Regions from separate parts of the Homo sapiens genome. Here region 1 is linked to region 2. Evidence: chromatin contacts called from ENCODE Hi-C or POLR2A ChIA-PET data. All regions are on one chromosome and are shown on one strand. Each heading gives the region's core, a stretch centred on a gene start or an enhancer-like site at or near the end of the contact. The rest is flanking DNA. Distances are from core to core; before and after follow the strand shown. Region 1 overlaps PYGB (glycogen phosphorylase B). Region 2 has its middle 17 kb from the start of ENTPD6.

Region 1 (2,700 bases), core at 26-2,525, 100 kb after region 2:
CTTGTGCGACCTTCAGGTGGCCATCCAGCTGAACGACACCCACCCCGCCCTCTCCATCCCTGAGCTCATGCGGATCCTGGTGGACGTGGAGAAGGTGGACTGGGACAAGGTGAGCATGGAGGAAAAGGGCGGCACCTCCCCAGAGCCTGGAGCCCGTGCAGACCAGGGCTACAAGGAGCTGAGCTGGGGGGCCTCTTCCCTGGCCTTGGGAGAGCTGTGTGGTCATCATGCCCAGGAGAGACGCGAGCTGTGGGAGGGGTCTGGTTCCAGGAGACGGAGGTTCCGGGGGCCAGAGTATGGGGTCAGGGCGCGGGGGAGATGATAAGGATAGGGCTGTGACACTTCTCAGGGTTTCCCGTTGGTGCATTCTCATCTTGAAATTTGGTGACAGCTCCCCAAAGCGTTAAGTGTTTAGAGGTCTGTGCTCTATTCATGCACCTGCCCTCGCGATTCAGTGTATTTTGGACTTAAATATGTTTGTGTGGTAGGATTTTCTTAATCTAACCGTTACCAAATCAACATGTGGAACCATAAAACAGGCCAATGTGGTGACTCACACCCGTAATCCTAGTGCTTCGGGAAGCCAAGGCAGGAGGGTTGCTTGAGGCCGGAAGTTAGAGACCAGCCTGGGCAATACAGCAAGACCCCACCTCTAAAAAAAAAGCCAGGTGTGGCAGCACACACCCAGAAAAATAAAACCAAAAGAAACCATAAAACGATTTTTTTTAACTCCGTTTTGTAGAAACCCAAGCCCCTCTCTGGTCTTGGGGTGTGTGCACTCCAGGTGAGGCTGTACCTGTTGTGGGTACCCCAGTTCTGGCCAGCATAGGGCAGGTCTGTGTAGTAACCAGTGTCCTCCCCACCATGTCTGGCCACTTTAGTGGAAATAAATAGAAAACTGCTCAATGGTCTGTCCGTTTACCAGTGACGGCAGAGTGTGAAGGTGACTCCAGGTAGCAGGCGATTGTGTCTTATTTGTGTGTGTGTCACGCACTGGACCATAATGTCACACTTCAGTGGGTTGCGTCAGCAGAGTGAGGGCTCTGGGCTGCGTGTCAGGCTTTCAGAGGGCTCCAGATCCACCTTGGAGAGCAGAGGGGACGGTGGCCCTTCCTGGGGTACCCAGCATCTGCCTGGGATCCTGGACGCTCACCCTGCCTAGGCAACTGGCCAGAGAGCTGCTTGTTTCTAAACAAACACATGGGAACATTCTCTAATGGCCTAGGCCTGGGAAATCACGAAGAAGACCTGTGCATACACCAACCACACTGTGCTGCCTGAGGCCTTGGAGCGCTGGCCCGTGTCCATGTTTGAGAAGCTGCTGCCGCGGCACCTGGAGATAATCTATGCCATCAACCAGCGGCACCTGGACGTGAGTGTGGGCCCAGCTGGCCGTGTAGGGTGGCGGCTACACCCATGCCAACGGCCCCCCACCTGGCCTGGGAGAGGAGGTGCTTTGCTCCTTGAACGAGGCACCCTCTGTTCAGCAGAGGATGCTTGGGGCTGGGGGCTGTCCCTTGGCAGAGCTATTGGCTGATCCCCACGCCTGGCCCACAGCCTCAGGTTCCTCTTTGTAAATTAAATTGCACGTCCTCTCCCTCAGACCCATCTTCCTCAGACAGCAGCCCTGTGGGTCCCTGGGCCGGGCTGGGCCCTTTCCTGGGCTGGGGAGTTGGGTGAGCGAGAGCCTCCTCCTCAAGCTGGGCCTGGGCTCTTGTGAGATGCCTTGGAGGTGCCTGCTGGGTCTGGGAGCACTTGAGGGAGGTCTGGCTGTCACAGCCCCAGAACTTCCCTGGAGGCAGCAGAGCTTCCCATGGGTGGTCATGGAGTGTCCCCTGGTCATGGGGAGTGCTGGGTCTCCGTGGGGCCTCCTGTGCCCACCCACCTGCCTCTGTGTTTTGGCACCAGCACGTGGCCGCGCTGTTTCCCGGCGATGTGGACCGCCTGCGCAGGATGTCTGTGATCGAGGAGGGGGACTGCAAGCGGATCAACATGGCCCACCTGTGTGTGATTGGGTCCCATGCTGTCAATGGTGTGGCGAGGATCCACTCGGAGATCGTGAAACAGTCGGTGTGAGTGGGGCGCTTGCCCGAGCGGGGCCAGCTCTGTCTGACACCCAGGCCTGCGTCTAGGACCATCCACCAAACACATGGACCCAGCTATATAGCATACAACCTGTGCCACTAGGCCCCTGCCTCCATAGGAATGACAGAGCTGCCCAGAACACCCTGTCAGGGTCACGCCTTGTTGTGCGTTCACCGACCAGCACACGGGGGCCTCTGGAGGGCTCTGGCTCTGCGGGCAACGGGGAGACGGCTTTGTCTCCTGTTGCTCTCCTGCGCCCCTGCCTTCCTGGGGGTCCAGTCGGAGGCTCTGCACCACTGGTCCACCTGCCGCTGGCAGGGCTTGGACAGGGCTTGAAGGTGGGATTCTTAGGTCAGATCTTGTTCTTGCCCCTCTTAGGTGGGGCGTGATCTAGGAATTACTCCCACTCTTTCACGTAGCATGTGCTGAGCACCTACTGTGAGTACTGAGCAGGCAGCAGCCGGCGGGAGCGGAGGCTGTGCCCGGGGCTGGGCTGCAGGCTCTGTGCGTGGCGCCCGCAGCAAGCTTCGTGTCGGGCCCCTCCCCAGTAGCTATGAGGAAACCGAGCGCAGCTTCTCAAGCCCTGAAGTCCTGCGGTCTCGGCTGTCATGACTT
Region 2 (2,700 bases), core at 67-2,566:
CTGGTTTTGATGAGGGGACTGTGGCTGTGTAGGGGAGTGTAGGAGCCTAGGAAGAAGACGGACTCTCCAGAGGGAGAGGGCCAGGCCCAGTTAATAACTGTAGTTATTAAACTCTGGAGCAATTGCTGTCTGCCCCACACAGTCTATGATTATAGATAGTCTTGTTGCTTAACTGCTCAGCAGACAGATGCTTGATTCCTGGGGCCATTGCATATTTGTAACACCTAGGAGGTCTAAAATATTGGCAGGCAAGTTTGTTTATCCAACACTGAATGAGATCTGGATTTGCCAGTCACTGTGCCAAGCACAGGGAAGCAAAGGGACCTGAGGCCCAGACCCAGGCCTTTGTAGAATGTGCCCATTCCAGCAGGAGTGGCTGGAGGGCTCCCCACAGATAAGGACAGGATGGGGTGCTCTGTGCCAACTGGTGAAATGAGAACAACCGCAGGAATGCAGAGGAGGAAAAGGAATGTGTGTGGAAAAAAGACAAATGACACGGAGAAGTAGTAAGAGCAGAAAGACCCTGTTTAACGTGACCTTCAATGCATTTTCTTTGAGATGAGTGTGGGCTTGCCTGAAAAGGTGAGAAGACAAGATATGTTCAAGGCATTCAGCCATGATGGCACCATTACACTCCAACCTGGGCAACAGAGCAAGACCCGATCTCTGAGGGAAAAGAAAAAAAAAGAAAAAAGAAAAAAAAAAAATATATATATATATAATAATGACTTTTCTGTATTTAATTCATAAGTGAGAGGCTTCCAAACTTACCTTAAAAATGCACTATGTCAAGGCACAGTCTCTCACTTTTGACAGAACTTGTGAGGAAAATGCGAGCTGCAAAATGTTTTCCTGTCTGAGCCTCCTCTTCACGATGGGAATGCAGTGCTCAGGGAAACACATCCCAGCTCCATGAGAGAAGGGAGGGAGTAGACTAGTATGCTCTGAGCTCCCTTTCTGCTCCAAAACTCTAAGATTCCATGAGTTAGGGTGTCAGTGACCCTCCCCCAGTGGCCCTCAGACCCTAGCTTTCCAGCACCAACTCCAGTCAGCTCCAACTGCCTGTATCTCATCTCTGGGCCCGAAGGCTCTTTCAAGAACTTGAGTGTGCAGCAGGTCAGATATGCAGAGGGAATAGCACTCAACAATAACTGACAGGACCCAGTGTATAAACACTCCAGCACCCTCCTGCCTCAGGCTCAAAGCATTATGACTTATGACTCAAGGCATTGAGTCATCATTTGTAATAGAAAAACTTGGAAATATATGGCAAGATATGTAATAGCCACACAACACCTCTCTCTTCCTTTGGAGTGCAGTGGTGCAATCACAGCTCATTGCAGCTTCTCCAGCCTCAGCCTCTCCAGTAGCTAGAGGTCTTGCTATGTTGCCCAGCCGGTCTTGAAATCCTAGGCTCATGTGAACCTCCTCCTTGACCTCCCAAACTTCTGGGATTACAGGCGTGAGCCATGGTGCCAGGCCAAAAAAAAAATGTGTAGACAGCCCCAGCCTCCTCCTTGTGATACTATACTGCCGCCTAATGTCCTCTCAACAAATGACACCAAATACATTCTCCACGTGGATTCAGAAATTGTATAAACAAGGTTGAAGTTGAAACATTTTATTGTGATAGGAAAACATTTTGGAAACCAGTCTGCACATATGCACGTATGCTTGTGCATTTATGAAGTATATCTGGAGAACACAAATAAGCTGTTAACAGCAGATGCCTCCAGGAAAGGGAACTGGCAGGCTGAGAAATCTACCAAAATCATGGTGATGACGATGGTGATGACGTTATTTTGTATCTTTTAAATTTTGAGGCATACAATGTCCTGCTAATTGAAAAAAATTTTTAACTTAAAAAAACATTTATTAAATGTTGACGCTATGATGACTAAGGGGCCATCTTTTCTTCATTCATTGATTAGTGTTCTTAACAAATACTTACTGAATGCTTCCTGTGAGGGGGGCACTGTTTGGAGGAAAAACAGTGAGGAAGACACGCTCCCACCCTCCTGGAGCAGAGATGCTCAGAGGACTGCCCGGGACACCGCATGGTGAAGGTGGCCGAGCCCACGGCCTGGGTCTTAGGCTGGCCGGCCACGTGGAGCGGCACCCACCCAGCCCTGCTGCCGTGAGTCAGTGCCGTGGGGAGCAATCGCATGCATGGGCTTCAGACCTGCATTGGGCCTCTTTATTTGGGCACTTCAGCCTTATCCTAATTAATATGACACTTCACAAGCAGCATATAAGGGACATTTTATTCACCCAGCAGGTGCAGCACACACATTCTTCTCCAGTACCATGGAAAACTTGCAAAAAGTTACAAAGAGGGATACAAAGCTCATGTCAACAACCTCCACAGAGTGGATATCAGAGATGACACTCCCTGGCCCACAGCTCAATCAAGTGAGAATTCACTGATTAAAAGGTAAATTTAGAAATTAATTCAAAAATTTAAAAATGTTTCTTTTTTAATCTTTTTTTAAAGTTTATTAGCAATCTAAAAAAATACTGGTTATTTTTTTGACTTAAAGAAACCACTAACTTGCTAATCTCTAGGACATACAAGTTCCATTTATGGTCATGAACTTCATAGTAGGCCAAATGTAGGATTTAAAATCCAAGAAACAAAAAAAAAATTATAGAATTTTAACCTCACAATTATTTGAATGTCATTTTGGAAAAGTGCTACCT

What was found. Hi-C counts contacts between places; a loop is a spot of excess contacts on that map. ChIA-PET counts read pairs that join two places held with the same protein, here RNA polymerase II (POLR2A). Pooled maps may share reads with other maps.
Region 1: a loop to region 2 is called in a pooled map, with 2.4 times the contacts of the local background. The contact joins two enhancer-like sites. A Hi-C loop is called at or near these places in 1 of 168 maps with a recorded cell type or tissue (PC-9) and 2 of 50 pooled maps. POLR2A ChIA-PET finds 5 or more read pairs at or near these places in 2 of 52 experiments (H1 and WTC11).

What each region holds. Positions count from the first base shown.
Region 1 is chr20:25,279,041-25,281,740 of GRCh38, forward strand. PYGB (glycogen phosphorylase B) reads left to right here. Exons shown (of 20, transcript NM_002862.4): 9 at 17-109; 10 at 1,226-1,372; 11 at 1,909-2,072. Among named protein-coding and RNA genes, the nearest start is that of PYGB, 32 kb to the left of the region's middle. Within about 2 kb of position 1,276, at least 7 of the 41 ENCODE cell types and tissues checked have a DNase peak (open chromatin) inside an H3K27ac peak, as active enhancers do.
Region 2 is chr20:25,177,820-25,180,519 of GRCh38, forward strand. No RefSeq gene overlaps it. Among named protein-coding and RNA genes, the nearest start is that of ENTPD6, 17 kb to the right of the region's middle. Within about 2 kb of position 1,317, at least 15 of the 41 ENCODE cell types and tissues checked have a DNase peak (open chromatin) inside an H3K27ac peak, as active enhancers do.